2 separate regions of the Homo sapiens genome follow, and region 1 is linked to region 2. Evidence: chromatin contacts called from ENCODE Hi-C or POLR2A ChIA-PET data. All regions are on one chromosome and are shown on one strand. The core of a region is the stretch at or near the end of the contact, and the rest is flanking DNA. Distances in the headings are between cores, read along the strand shown.

Region 1 (6,983 bases), core at 2,989-5,488, 420 kb after region 2:
ATAATAAAAGGTGTTTGAGGATAATATTAAAATGATGTCATCACCTTCTGCTTATCCACTCTTCTGGAAAAAAGTAAGATAGACAACCCAAAAGGTCAGATTTGGCTTTGCAATATTGGCTGGCTTATATTAAACATGGTCTGTCAGAGATTTCAGAAGTCATTTCAAAGCAACATTAAAAAGTTGAATTATGACACATTCCTAACGAAATGATCCAGTTTTCCCACCTTGGCCTCCCACTCCGAGCATGCCACACTCTCTCACACCTCTGTGCCTTGGCAGGGATCGTTCACACTGCTTTGGGGCCCTCTGCCAGCTTCTCTGCACCCAGCACACCAGCACTAGCTTTAGGCCTCAGCTTGAAAACACCCGCTCCTCAGGGACACCTCCTCCCCCATGCCCAGGGTAATCCTAGGATTGCTTTTCTATGCTGCTTCTGTATACTAAACACATGCGGTACAGAAATTAACATGTTATTTGGTTAAACTAACAATTAATTGGATTCATGATTTACCTTCCCCGATGGCCCATAAATTCTTTGGGGTTAAATAACAGGCCGTGTGTTTCCAATGTCTGTGTCTCCTCTCGTGCCTAGCACAGAGCTCACATAATACATATGCAACATATATTTATGTTTTTGTTGATTGGATAGCAGCTCATAGCTTAGACTCAAATATCTTAATACCTGGAATATGAGCAGTCAGCAGTAGGAATTTCAAAGGACTTTCTTTTTTCTTTTCTTTTTGAGATGGAGTCTCGCTCTGTCGCCAAGGCTGGAGTGCAGTGGCGCGATCTCAGCTCACTGCAAGCACCGCCGTCTCCTGGGTTCACGCCATTCTCCTCCCTCAGCCTCCCAAGTAGCTGGGACTACAGGTGCCCGCCACCACGCCCGGCTAATTTTTTTTTTTTGTATTTTTTAGTAGAGACAGGGTCTCACCATGTTAGCCAGGAATGGTCTGATCTCCTGACCTTGTGATCTGCCCACCTCGGCCTCCCAAAGTGCTGGGATTACAGGCGTGAGCAACCGTGCCCAGTCTCAAAGGACTTTCTTACTTGATGGTAGTTAACATGGGAATATTCCAGCAGCTAGAACAGTACTTGGCACATAGTAAGTGCTCAGTAAATATGTGTTAAAGAAATGAATGAATGAGTGAAGAAATGAACGAATGAAAGCATACAAATTATCAATAGAATAGGTAATCAAGGAGTAGTGGTTTTAAAGAACTGTAAAGCATTCCAGTAAAGTAAGTCCAGTTGGTATTGCTAAATTCAAAATCAATATATTCTCCATTAGTGATATGAATTTAAAATTCTAGGAGAATATGTTCTGTATTTACTTTGCAATTAAATGAACAGAGTTGCATTGTAGTGAAATGATGGGATTTTACCAGATGCTCATGGGTTCCTATCACAGATGATTTTAGACTCACAATTTCAGACAACTGGGCCCATTTTGTATTGAATCAAATCGCCTCAGTTCATGTTTCATTCATTCCTTGTAACTTTTTGTCACCCTCTATTGGGAGACATTCTCAAGACATTACCAAAAATCACCTAACGACAGAAATGTTTGTGTTTACAGCATGGCAACTCACAGTGTGACGTGGGACCAGGAGCACAGATCACTGAAGAGACTGTTAGAAATGCAACTTCAGGCTGGACGTAGTGGCTCATGCCTGTAATCCCAAAACTTTGGGAGGCCGAAGCGGGCGGATCACTTGAGGTCATGAGTTTGAGACCAGCCTGGCCAACATGGTGAAACTTCGTCTCTACTAAAAATACAAAAATTAGCTGGGCGTGATGGCATGTGCCTGTAATCCCAATTACTCAGGTGGCTGAAGGATGAGAATCGCTTGAACCCAGGAAGCGGACGTTGCAGTGAGCCGAGATGCGCCTTTGCACTCTAGCCTGGGTGACAGAGTGAGACCCTGTCTCAAAAAAGAAAGAAATGCGGCCGGGCGTGGTGGCTCACGCCTGTAATCCCAGCACTTTGGGAGGCCGAAGTGGGTGGATCACGAAGTCAAGAGATCGAGACCATCCTGGCCAACAGGGTGAAACCCCATCTGTACTAAAAATACAAAAATTAGATGGGCGTGGTAGCACGCACCTGTAGTCCCAGCTACTCGGGAGGCTGAGGCAGGAGAATCACTTGAACTGGGGAGGCAGAGGTTGCAGTGAGCCAAGATTGTGCCACTGCACTCCAGCCTGGCTATAGAGCAAGACTCCATCTCAAAAAAAAAAAAAAAAAAAAGAAAGAAAGAAATTCAACTTCAAGGGTCCTACCTAGAAACCTGTTTTAACAAGCCTCCATGTGACTCCTCTGGTGCTGAAGAAATTCTTCACACCATACAATAAAATATCATCTGTTACCATGATAGAAGAAACCGTGGCTTTCTCTGGCGACTATAAGTACGGATAATGGGCCAGGGCTCCCTAGCTGGAAGGAAAGTCACTGTCCTGGGGGCAAAGCAGGTACCCAGTGACTGTCCCTGCTGATGATGCACCCCGAGAAGTGGAGCAGGCTGGGATGTGTTTGACACAAAGCCCTCTTGCTGTCCTAATCCACACCCACGCCAATATCCCTCAGCCTCATTTCCTCTTGACAAAGACGGTTCTGTTCTGAGGGGGTGTGTGGGACCAACAGCAGCAGCTGGGGTGGCCAAATGACCGCTCTTGCTTAGAATAGAGAGGGATTCAAAGAATGATCTCTGCCAGATTGCCGGGCTTTGCTGTGTCACATCAGGCTGACACAGATGGCCTTGGCCACTAAGGACGCTGCCTTCTTCCTCACAGAAGCCCGAGGAAATGCCCTGAGAAGGAACAAGGACCAGATAACTACCCGGCAGGGAGTGGCTGGTAGGATTTCAGCTTGAAATGTGATCTCTGGATGCCCATGAGCCAGTGTGGCATTTATTTCCACCGCATCAGGGGTCCCAACCTTGGATAACATTTATATTTCTAGAGCACCTGAAGAACAAAGATTCCAGATTGTAAGGTGCAAAATAAGTCACAAGGGGGTGCCTTCTCACTCACACACAGCTAGCCACAGCTGTCTGCCATCCCAGAGCGTACCCCGAAGCTAGCGCGCCAGCGAGCTAGTTTTAAAGCACAGACAACCTCTCCATTGCTGGCTTTCTTCGAACACCGTGGGTGAGGAAATGAGACAGAGAATGTCTAATGATTAGTTCCTTATGGTCCTTACATTCTTGAAGTATATTCTTTACGCCCGCTGGAACACTTCTGCATTCTTGATAGCATGATTGCAATATAAGTTCTTTCCCTTCTGAGCACTGTCTTTTATTGACACACTAAAATATCCTAGGAGCAGGATGGGTCTTCCCACCTTCCTCACGCCCCTCTTTCCCCACTGCCACACTCTCCGCGCCATTCCTTGTTCTCTTTCTAAGAACGCAATAAACATTTCAGCACAATCTTTTCAATCCACATTATTTATAATATTCCGAACATCCATCGAGCCTGGCTAGAATGCGAAGCAATAAATCAAACTTAACAACAACAAAGAAGGAAGGGGGAAAACCGCCCTTTGGCGAGGCGAAAGCCTGAGACGTTTCATTCCCCGAAGGGTTTAGTTATGTTAGGAAAAGTGAGATGGGGATGAGACCCGAGGTTTAGAATGACATAGAGGCAGGAACTGGAATCTATAGGCATAATCATAACTTTGTATAAACCTCAAACAAACTTACCTCTCTGGGGTGTCATGAGGATAAATGAGATACGTGGGAAGCACTCCGAGTGCCTCGAACGAGAGCAACTGGAGCCCAATTCTCCTTTTTGGGTCCAAAAGGTCATCTTTCTTGGAAGGGAGAGGGCTAAGAGCTCCCCCAACTCCCTGAGCGCCAGTCTTTGCTAATTAACATCCCCTCTGCAGGTTTAACTAAGATGGGGGTGAGCCTGGAAGCAGGGCCTCGAGGTAGGGCTGCTAGGTCCTGGACCCAGTCTCCACCCCCAGCAGGGACCCCTCTCCCCACTGCCAGCGAGGACCACGCCAGGCCACACACAGCCAGGGGTGTCCCTGCAGAATGATTCAGCTCCTGCCGGGGGTGGGAAGTAGAGCTCGTCCCACATCCTTTCCTCATGGCGCTACGCAGGTTAACACTGTCTGACTTTGTCTTCGCAAAGAAAGAATCTAGCTCCACAGTTTGCTGATGATTTCAAAATTTATCTAAACGAATGTGGAGGCCAGTACAGGCTATTGGCTAATTGCAGAATTGGCTTGAGGCCTTTCTGCCTTGGCGATTTCCCACGCATTCCCGTCTCACGTTGGAAATCCAAGCTGTTTGGGAGTGGGCGTGTGTTTGCGTGGCAGGCCTCAATGCAGCGGCTCTGTTGCTGTCTAGTCTAACATGCTCTGCCGTCTGCTCTCAGTGGTCCCTTCTGACAGTTTCCTGGATATAAAGGGGTGCTTCTTTTCCAGTCTTGTTGAATGGTACTGAATATAAGATTAGAATAACTGAATCACAATCCACATTTTAGTCATTACAGTCTCATGTTAGCTCTGGGGAAATGACCATAACCGGTACTTACTCATGAGAATTTTCTACCAAAAAGTCAGACAAGAAAGTCATTTTCTTATGAAAAGTGTCAAATGTGCCACCTACTCTGGCTTTGCCATCCCTCCCCTCTGCATGTTAACCTCACTTGGTCTTCTTAAGGTACAGATAATGCCTTCCTGCCCAGATCTGTTACCTGCTTGCTGGCTTGGGTGGAGGTTAGATCTCAACCACTGTTCTGGAAAGGATTTGATCATCAGCTTGGCTTTGTTCATAACTTCCTGCAGTAAAAAAAAGTCTTCAAAAAACCCAAATTCACGAGTGATATAGACATTTGTTTAAACAAAGTCTTCAGGCCGGGCGCGGTGGCTCCCAGCACTTTGGGAGGCTGTAATCCCAGCACTTTGGGAGGCTGAGGCGGGCGGATCACAAGGTCAGGAGATCGAGACCATCCTGGCTAACACGGTGAGACCCTGTCTCTACTAAAAATACAAAAAATTAACCGGGCGTGTTGGTGGGCACCTGTAGTCCCAGCTACTTGGGAGGCTAAGGCAGGAGAATGGTGTGAACCCCGGAGGCAGAGCTTGCAGTGAGCCGAGATTGCACCACTGCACTCCAGCCTGGGCAACAGTGTGAGACTCTGTCTCAAAAATAATAATAATAATAATAATAATAATAATAATAATAAACAAAGTCTTCAAAAATACAACAATTTCTTTTTTCTTTTTTTTTTTTTTTTTTGAGACGGAGTCTCGCTCTGTCACCAGGCTGGAGTGCAGTGGCGTGATCTCAGCTCACTGCAACCTCCACCTCCCAGGTTCAAGCAATTCTCCTGCTTCAGCCTCCCAAGTAGCTGGGACTACAGGCATGCACCACCATGCCTGGCTAATTTTTGTATTTTTAGTAGAGATGGGGTTTCACCATGTTGGCCAAGCTGGTCTCAGACTCCTGACCTCAAGTAATCCGCCCGCCTTGGCCTCCCAAAGTGCAGGGATTACAGGCATGAGCCACCGCGCCTGGCCCAACAATTTCTTTATGATGTCTCTAAGTCACAGAAACCAACAAAATCATCATTACTTGACTGTTCAAGTTAAGGGTCTCTTTACAACTTCCACTTCTTTTGCTTCTGATGACGCAACCATCCTCTTGAGCTCCGGCCTCCCAGGGCTGAGTGGTTCACCCAGACCTCTGGGGTCCCTTCCTTGGTATATTTCCACTTTCACTCCAAGCGTCCATGGGAACTTCTTTCCTTTGTCTATTACCTCCTAGGTGGAGCTCTTCTGCCTTCCTATTTTCCCCCATCGCCTCTAAGTAAAGGGCTGGCTTCACTGACGCAGGGAGACATCGCTGCTCTCTGTCTCTCCTTTAGTGCCTTCTCCCTGGTCAATGGAGTTCCACTATTCCCACCCTTACCTATTTACATACACCAGCAACTTCTCTTTACTTAGAGGTGTAAGTCTGCTGGAGAGCAGACTGTCTAGCTACTGAACTTCCCATCTGTGTGATCATGAGCCAGCCATTTAACCCATCTGGACCTCACCTATAAGATGGGGATAACAGGTTGGGCGCAGTGGCTCATGCCTGTGATCCCAGCACTTTGAGAGGCCAAGGTGGGTGGATCATGAGGTCAAGAGTTTGAGATCAGCCTGACCAACATGGAGAAACCCCGTCTCTAGTAAAAATACAAAAATTAGCCGGGCATGGTGGCTCATGCCTGTAATCCCAGCTACTCGGGAGGCTGAGGCAGGAGAATCATTTGAACCCGGGAAGCAGAGGATGTAGTGAGCCAAGATCGTGCCACTGCACTCCAGCCTGGTCAACAGAGTGAGACTCTGCCTCAAAAAAAGAAAAAAAAGAAAAAAAAAAAGGGCGGGGGATAACAGTAGCGTATATATAATGTGCTGCAATAATGTCAATGACACAGTAAATGCTCAATAAACACTCACTTATCTTATTATTAAGGCTTTTCCAGTCATGCTTCATGGTGTGCCTACAGCCCCTTCAAATGGGATCTTTTTAGATCAGAGCTCTGGCTGAGGTGTGAGTCAAGGTGGCTGCGGTTTCTATCTACCCCCTGATCCCACCCATCAAGCCATAGGGCCCTGGGCATGCAGGGCAAGTTCAGCCGATCCACAGGCTGGCCAGCAGCCCCTGAGTGATTTTGGTCCAGTACATGCAACTGAGCTGGATAAGGATTATTTTCTCTGAAGTTGGACTAGGAAATAAGGAGTGATGCAGGCTTACCAAGTCTGCCTTGGTTCCTAACGAAGGGAACATGTTTCTTTAAAGTAACCCCATCTTTTTTTGTGGAAATGTGAGTGATTCTGTTTCATTTTTTCCCCAACCAAAAGATGTCCCAAAGAACAAAAGTTTAATTAATATATATCCCAGGCTACAGATGTATGTGCTTTAAACGAGGGACAGATTTTGACTCAAGGAATACATTTCTAATTGTAAAATTTTGGGTCATCA
Region 2 (7,424 bases), core at 2,466-4,965:
TGGCCAATATAGTGAAACCCCATTTCTACTAAAAATACAAACATTAGTTGGCTGTGGTGGCTCATGCCTGTAATCCCAGTTACTCAGGAGGCTGAGGCAGGAGAATCACTTGAACCCGGGCAGCAGAGGTTGTAGTGAGCTGAGATCGTGCCACTGGACTCTAGCCTGGGTGACAGAGCGAGACTCCATCTCAGAAACAAAACAAAACAAAACAAAACAAAACAAAACAACAATAAAATAAAATAAAATAATAAAATAAAATGAAGAAGCAAAGTATAGACCTAGAGAAAATATTTGCAAATCACATCTGACAAAGAAAAAAAAAAGAAAACTAGGATAAATAAATAACTCTCAAAATTCAACAGTAAGAAAACAAATAATACTCCCCAAATGGGCAAAAGATCTAAATAAATACTTTACTAAAAAAGATATGTGGATGGCAAATAAACACATTAAAAAAATGCTCAATGCTATCAGCAGTTTGGGAAAGGCAGATGAAAACCATGAGATCTCACTATATGCCTATTAGAATGACTAAGATTTTAAAATGAGCAATAGAAAGTGCTGGAGAGCACACGGAGGAACTGAAATTCTCTCTTTTTAAAAATTATACTTTAAGTTCTGGGATACATGTGCAGAACGTGCAGGTTTGTTACATTGGTATACACGTGCCATGGTGGTTTGCTGCACCCATCAACCCGTCAGGAGGAATTGGAATTCTCATACGTTACTGGTGAGAATGCAAAATGGCACAGCCGTTCTGGAAAACAGTTTGACAATTTCTCATAAAGTTATGCGTCACTTACTGTATGATCCCGTAATCCCTAGCTTTTTCCTCCAGAGAAATAAAAACTTATGTTCACACAAACACCTGCTCATGGATATATATAGCAGCTCTATTCAGAATGGCCCCAAACTGGAAACAACACAAATGCCTTCAGTGGGTACGTGAATGAGCAAACTGTGATACACCCACACAGCAGAATCCTCGGCATTAAAAAGAGAACTACGTGCAACGACACGCGTGAATCTCAGAGACATGCTGAGTAAAGGCAGCCAGGCGCTAAATCCTGCATGCCGTATGGTTCCATTTATATGACATTCTAGAAACGAAAATAAAAACTACAGGGTCAGAAAATAGGTCAGTGTCAGATAAAGGAGTCTTTATCTCTTTTTTAGTCAAACTTTTAATTCTGAGATAACTGTAAATTCCCATGCAGTGGCAAGAAATAGCACAGAGTTTCTGGGTACCCTTTACCCAGTTTCCCCCCAGTGATAACATCTTGCAAACAATGTTACTGTATCAAAATCAAGATATTGGTCAGGCGTGGTGGCTCACGCCTATAATCCCAACACTTTGGGATGGTGAGGCAGGTGGATCACTTGAGGTCAGGAGTTCGAGACCAGGCTGGCCAAAATGGTGGAACCACGTCTCTAATAAAAATACAAAAATTAGCCAGGCATGGTGGCAGGTGCCTGTAATCCCAGCTACCCGGGAGGCTGAAGCAGGAGAATCGCTTGAACCCAGGAGATGGAGTTTGCAGTGAGCTGAGGTCTTACCACTGCACTCCAGCCTGGGTGAAAGAGTGAAACTCCATCTCAAAAACAAACAAACAAAAAACCCCAGGATGTTGATGTCGATACATTTTATTCCGATTTCCCCAGTTTCACCTGTACTTGTGTGTGTGTCAGTCTCTTACCTTTTAATGATACACACTAAACTACAAAAAAAGTGATATTACTTACCCATAAACAGTGGGGTCACAGGTAATTTTTAATACATTTCTACATTTTCTGATTTCTTAATCTTAAGTATATTTGACCTTATTTTTTACTGTGTAACAGATGGCACACACAAAAGAAGAGAGCTAATATATTATGTTCAGGGACATAGTAATTACATGAACATCTGGGAGCCCGCCAGTCAATTTAAGAACGTTGTGCTGTGGGTTTAACGTAACCTTTGCACACCCCTGCCTGGAGCACCCTTCCCCCAGCTTTCCCCACAGCTGGCTCCCCCTCGACATTCAGGTCTTGTTGTCAATGTCACTGCCTCAGAGGCCTTTCCTGAACATCCTGTCCAAAATAGCCCTCCCTGTCACACTCTAGCACACTCTGATTTTATTCATAGCATTTATCAGTATGGAAATTTTTCCTGTCAGGCTTAGTTTTCTTGGCTAGTCATTAGAATGCGAACTCGGCAAATACTGGGATGGGGCGTGTCTCCTTCACTGCAGCATGTCCAGCATCTAGGGCAGCAGCCACTCAGTGGACAATGAATACCTATTTTAGATAAATATTTGATGAATGAATGAAAGTGAAGAATATTGCCAAAAGCCACGTGGCCATGAAGGATAGAACCAGGGCTAGAGCCCAGATCTCAACCTGGGGCGTGGGGTCATGGCCACTTCCCCTGACGTCCGCATGCCTTCCTTTCCCCTCTGTAAACCTCACAGAACCCCCCTCTGTCTTTGTGAAATAAAATGAACACAAACTTCTGTCTGGGGCGGCCTGGGTTAATAATGAACACGGGGCAGCCTCGAAAGAAAAGAAATCTCACAGATAAAGACTAAAAGAGAAGTGTAAGATACCAGGAATTTTTGTGGCAAATGGAGAGTGCTTCTGGGCTGATTTTTAATTGAAAGTAAAATTCCCCTTTGGGAGGCTGAGGCAGGCGGATCACAAGATCAGGGATCGAGACCATCCTAGCTAACATGGTGAAACCCCGTCTCTACTAAAAATACAAAAAATTAGCTGGGTGTGGCGGCAGGTGCCAGTAATCCCAGCTACTTGGGAGGCTGAGGCAGGAGAATCGCTTGAATCCGGGAGGCAGAGGTTGCAGTGAGCTGCAATCGTGCCACTGCACACCAGCCTGGGCAACAAGAGTGAAACTCTGTCTCAAAAAAAAAAAAAAAAAAGGGAAAGTAAAATTCTAAGAAACTTTACCAGTAACTGTCAGAAAGCCTCCCTATTCATTTGCTCATTCCTTCATTCACTCACGCATTCACTCATCAAACATTTATTCAGCGTTTCTATATATTTGTGCAGGTGCTGCTTCCTTGCTCCTCCCACAGGAGACCTTTGTGGTCGATTTCCTGTCCTTTGGGGCTGCTGACCACACCAGTGTGGGGGAAGAGCCCCCAGGGGATGAGCTTGCACGTAGACAGGAAATGGAAATAGAAGCAGCTCATTCTTAAAATGCATCAACATCAAATGTGTCTTCGTTTCAGGAATGAGAAGAATTTTTTAGGAAATAAAGCTTGCCCTTTCAAGCACCAAACCATGCCTCTGAATGTTTTCTCAATTAATCTTTTTTTTTTTTTTTTTTTTTTTTTGAGACAGTTTTGCTCTTGTCGCCCAGGCTGGAGTGCAGTGACGCGATCTCGGCTCACTGCAACCTCCGCCTCCTGGGTTCAAACGATTCTCTTGCCTTAGCCTCCCTGAGGCTAGGAATTACAGGCACCCGCCGCCACCCCTGGCTAATTTTTGTATTTTTAGTAGAGACAGGGTTTCGCCATGTTAGCCAGGCTGGTCTCGAACTCCTGACCTCAGGTGATCCACCCACCTCGGCCTCCCAGAGTGCTGGGATTAGAGGCGTGAGCCAGGCGCCTGGCTGTTTTCTCAATGAGTCTCAATGGAAGCTCATTGTATGCACCGTGCCATAAAACGGTGGCGATGGCAGGAGCTATCAGTAGGCGAGGGTAGCCCTATCCTACATTGAGTGGCTGTTACTGTTTGACTTCTCATGTATGATTCCTCATTTCAGCAGCACCAGCTGTGTTCTGCACTTAGTGGGTGAGTGGAGGCTGCAGTCCAGCCCACCGCTCTGCTGGCCTTTTTGTAATTTACTCAGGCAGGGAGGGTGAGGTTTTGCAATTCATCCATCCAAAGAGGAACTTGCTGTAATTTGTCTACTCAGAGGGGTGCCTCTTTCTGATTTGAACAAAGTGCCTTCTGTGTTGGCTGCAGCCCTGCCTGGGCTGTGTCTGCTCCTCCACCCAACTGCCAGTTTGCTGAAGGCTGGGAAGCCGGAATAAGCACATGCAATTGTCTTGTATGTAAAATGAAGAAACAAAGCCTGAGAACTGATCAATGAAAAGAGCATCAAACTTCCATCCATGGACTTGCAACTTCTATTTGCTCAGAGGGCCCTCTGGCTGTCTTCTGAGTTCCTGGCAGTGTTTTGGGTGGCTGAGGTTGGTGAGTAAATCAAAGAGCCTCTTCAGAACATAATCCATGGGGCAGAAATTGCACAAGACCTGAGAGGTTAGAGATGAATGAATGAGACATAGTCCTTGCCCCCTGGGGTGCGTGGTCTACCAGTCTGTCACCTCATAATGACCGCAGGGTGGCTGTACTTGCCCAAGACCCCTGGAACAGACGTCACACACCTATGGCCCACCATTAGCACACTGAAACTGTCTCACCGCCCCATGCACGCAGCATGCTTGTGATGGTTTATGTGTCAACTTGACCAGGCCAAGGGAGGCCCAGATGGCTGGTGAAGCATTATTTCTGGAGGTGTCCATGAGGCTATTTCCAGGAAAGATGAGCATCTGAATGCAGGGAGTGAGTCAAGATCTGCCCTCAGCCATGTGGGTGGGCATCACGTGATCTGCTGAGGGCCTGAATAGGAGAAGAGGGAGGAGGAAGGGCAGATGTGCTCTCTGTGCTTCAGCTGGGACATCCATCCTGCCCTTGGACAAAATCAGCGCTCTTGGTTCTCCAGCCTTCGGACTTGGACTGAGACTGACGCCGTCATCTTCCCTGGTTCTCAGGCCTTTGGACTCAGACTGGAATTACACCACTGACTTTCCTGGGCCTCTAGTTTACAGACCACGGATTACAGACTTCTCAGCCTCCACAATCACAGGAGCCAATCCCTGCTAATACATCCTTTTGTTCTCTACCCACTCCCCACCCACCTCCCAGTCTCTCTCTCTATCCTATTTGTTGTGTTCCTCTGGAGTGGCCTGACTAATACAATGCTTAAGAAGACTAACCATTTCGCAGACTCATGTAAGAGACTCTCAGAGACTTTGCTCTGTCTAGTATATTTTTAAAATTCACTTTTCACATAAAAAACCATGCGTATGGTAAAAATCTGAAAGGCACAGATAGCTATGCAGTGAAAAGCCAGACTCCTTCTTAGCTATCCTCTGGCCCAAGGGTCCCCAAACCCCAGGCTGCGGATGGGCACTGATCCGTGGGCCGTTAGGAACTAGGGACACAGCAGCAGGTGAGTGGCTGGTGAGCCACCAGGACCGCCTGAGCTCCGCCTCCTGGGGCGGGGGGCGGTGTGGGCATAAGATTCTCATAGAAGCTCGAACCCTATTGTGAACTGCGCATGCAAGGGATCCAGGCTGCCCGTTTCTTAAGAGAATCTAATACCTGATGATCTGAGGTGGAGCAGTTTCATCCCGAATCCATCCCCATCCCCAGCCCCAGCCCCAGCCCCCTTCCCCACCCAGTAAACCCCTACCCACCCCCAAACCCCTTCCGTGGAAAAATTGCCTTCCATGAAACTGGTTCCTGGTGTCAAAAAGGTTGGGGACCACTGCTCTGGCCCATCAGTTTCCTTCCCCAGGAGAAGCCACAGTTTTTGGAAATTTGAATCTGTGGCCAACATTTAAAAGTCATATTTCATATAAAAATCAAGATTTCCAGCTTTTGCTTAAAATAAGTAACTGGAAGATCTAGCAACACCAGACCCACAATCTCGTGTGGCAACAATTAGCTGGAGTTGACATGCAGCTTCCCTGTAGAAGGGCCATGTGCTCCCCAGGGCTTCAGTGTCCCTATTGAGTTCACAATGGGGACTCTGAAGCCGGGGGCAGTGCCAGGCACACCACACCAGCACTATCAGCCTGTCCACATCATCATTTATGCTACCTATTGGGCTCTTGAAAGCAGACACGGGCCGGGCACGGTCACGCCTGTAATCACAGCATTTTGGGAGGCCAAGGCAGGTGGATCACAAGGTCAGGAGTTCAAGACCAGCCTGGCCAACATGGTGAAACCCCGTCTCTACTAAAAATACAAAAATTACCTGGGTGTGGTGGTCCCAGCTACTCAGGAGGCTGAGGCAGGAGAATTGCTTGAATCTGGGAGGCAGAAGTTGCAGCGAGCCAAGATCGCGCCACTGCACTCCAGCCTGGGTGACAGAGTGAGACTCTGTCTCAAAAAAAAAAAAAAAAAAGAAAGAAAGAAAGCAGACGTGTTGGCAATCCATGTTCTATATTGTGGTTCAAGTTGTGGTTCACAAAGAGAAAAGTTAATTGCAGAATGTCTGAAATGGGCTGGGCATTAGGGTTGCCACACAGGGCCCATAGAAGTCTTTCAACAAACACAGTGCATCTCTGTACTTCTCCCTAGCACCCGATGCCCTATACAGCAATCCTCCCTTATCTGCAGTTTCACTTTCTGCAATTTCAGTTGCTCAAGGTCAACTGTGGTCCAAAAATATTAAATGAAAAATTCTAGAAAGAAATGACTCCTAAATTTTAAATTGCACACTGTTCTGAGGAGCATGATGAAACCTCTCACCGTTCTGGTCTGTCCTGCCCGGAATGTGAAGCGTCCCTTTGTTCAGTGGGTGTACACAGTGTGTGCTACCTGACTGTAAGCCACTTGCTAGCCATCATGGTTATCAGATAAACTGTCGTGGTATCACAGTGCTTGTGTTCAAGTCACCCTTATTTTACTTACTCATGGCCCCAAGTTGCAAGAGAAGTGATGCTGGCAATTGAGATATGCCAAGGGGATGCCTAAGACCTCCAATAGTACTGAACCTGGCTGCTGTCAGTCAGCCAAGGAGAAGCTGTCAAGTGCTTCCTTGAAGTGAGTGAAAAGGCGAAAGTTCTCATCTTAACAAGGAAAGAAAAAAGTCGTATGTTGAAGTAGCTAAGATCTATGGTAAGAACAAATCTTCTAGCCATGAAATTGTGAAGGAAAAACAAATTTTTGCTAGTTTTGCTGTCTCAGCTGAAACTGCAAAGTTATGGCCACAGTGTATGATAAGTGCTTCATTAAGATAGAAAGGGCATTAAATGTGTGGGTGCAAGACCTGAGCAGAAATGTGTTCTGATTGACAGCAGCCAGGTTCAGTACTATTGGAGGTCTGAGTCATCCCCTGGGGGTCTTGGAGTGTGTCCCCTGCAGGTAAGGGGACTACGCTATTGCATTTGTTTATTATCTGGCTGCTGTCACTAAAATATAAGCTCCCCATGGGAAGGGGCTCCATTTTGCTCACTGTTGAGTCCCCATTACCTGACACTGTTTATACCACATGGAAGGCCCTTGATAAATATGCTCGAATGAATGAATGTCAGGCACTCATATGAAGACAAGGCAGAGTCACTGTCCCAAAGCTACTCTTGGGCTGGATGACAGAAACAAGTTTGTTGGGCATGGTTGCTACAATA

Evidence for each region. A loop is a pair of places that touch in the nucleus more often than their neighbours do. ChIA-PET counts read pairs that join two places held with the same protein, here RNA polymerase II (POLR2A). Pooled maps may share reads with other maps.
Region 1: a pooled map shows a loop between it and region 2 (5-fold over the local background). The contact joins two enhancer-like sites. A Hi-C loop is called at or near these places in 3 of 50 pooled maps. POLR2A ChIA-PET finds 5 or more read pairs at or near these places in 3 of 52 experiments (A673, HEK293T and activated CD8-positive, alpha-beta memory T cell).

The regions. Positions count from the first base shown.
Region 1 is chr17:9,269,518-9,276,500 of GRCh38, forward strand. All of the region lies in intron 7 of STX8 (syntaxin 8), which reads right to left. Among named protein-coding and RNA genes, the nearest start is that of NTN1, 250 kb to the left of the region's middle. RefSeq lists an enhancer at 3,483-3,984. Within about 2 kb of position 4,239, at least 4 of the 41 ENCODE cell types and tissues checked have a DNase peak (open chromatin) inside an H3K27ac peak, as active enhancers do.
Region 2 is chr17:8,855,001-8,862,424 of GRCh38, forward strand. All of the region lies in intron 1 of PIK3R6 (phosphoinositide-3-kinase regulatory subunit 6), which reads right to left. Among named protein-coding and RNA genes, the nearest start is that of PIK3R6, 9.0 kb to the right of the region's middle. RefSeq lists enhancers at 4,440-4,699, 7,320-7,399. Within about 2 kb of position 3,716, at least 8 of the 41 ENCODE cell types and tissues checked have a DNase peak (open chromatin) inside an H3K27ac peak, as active enhancers do.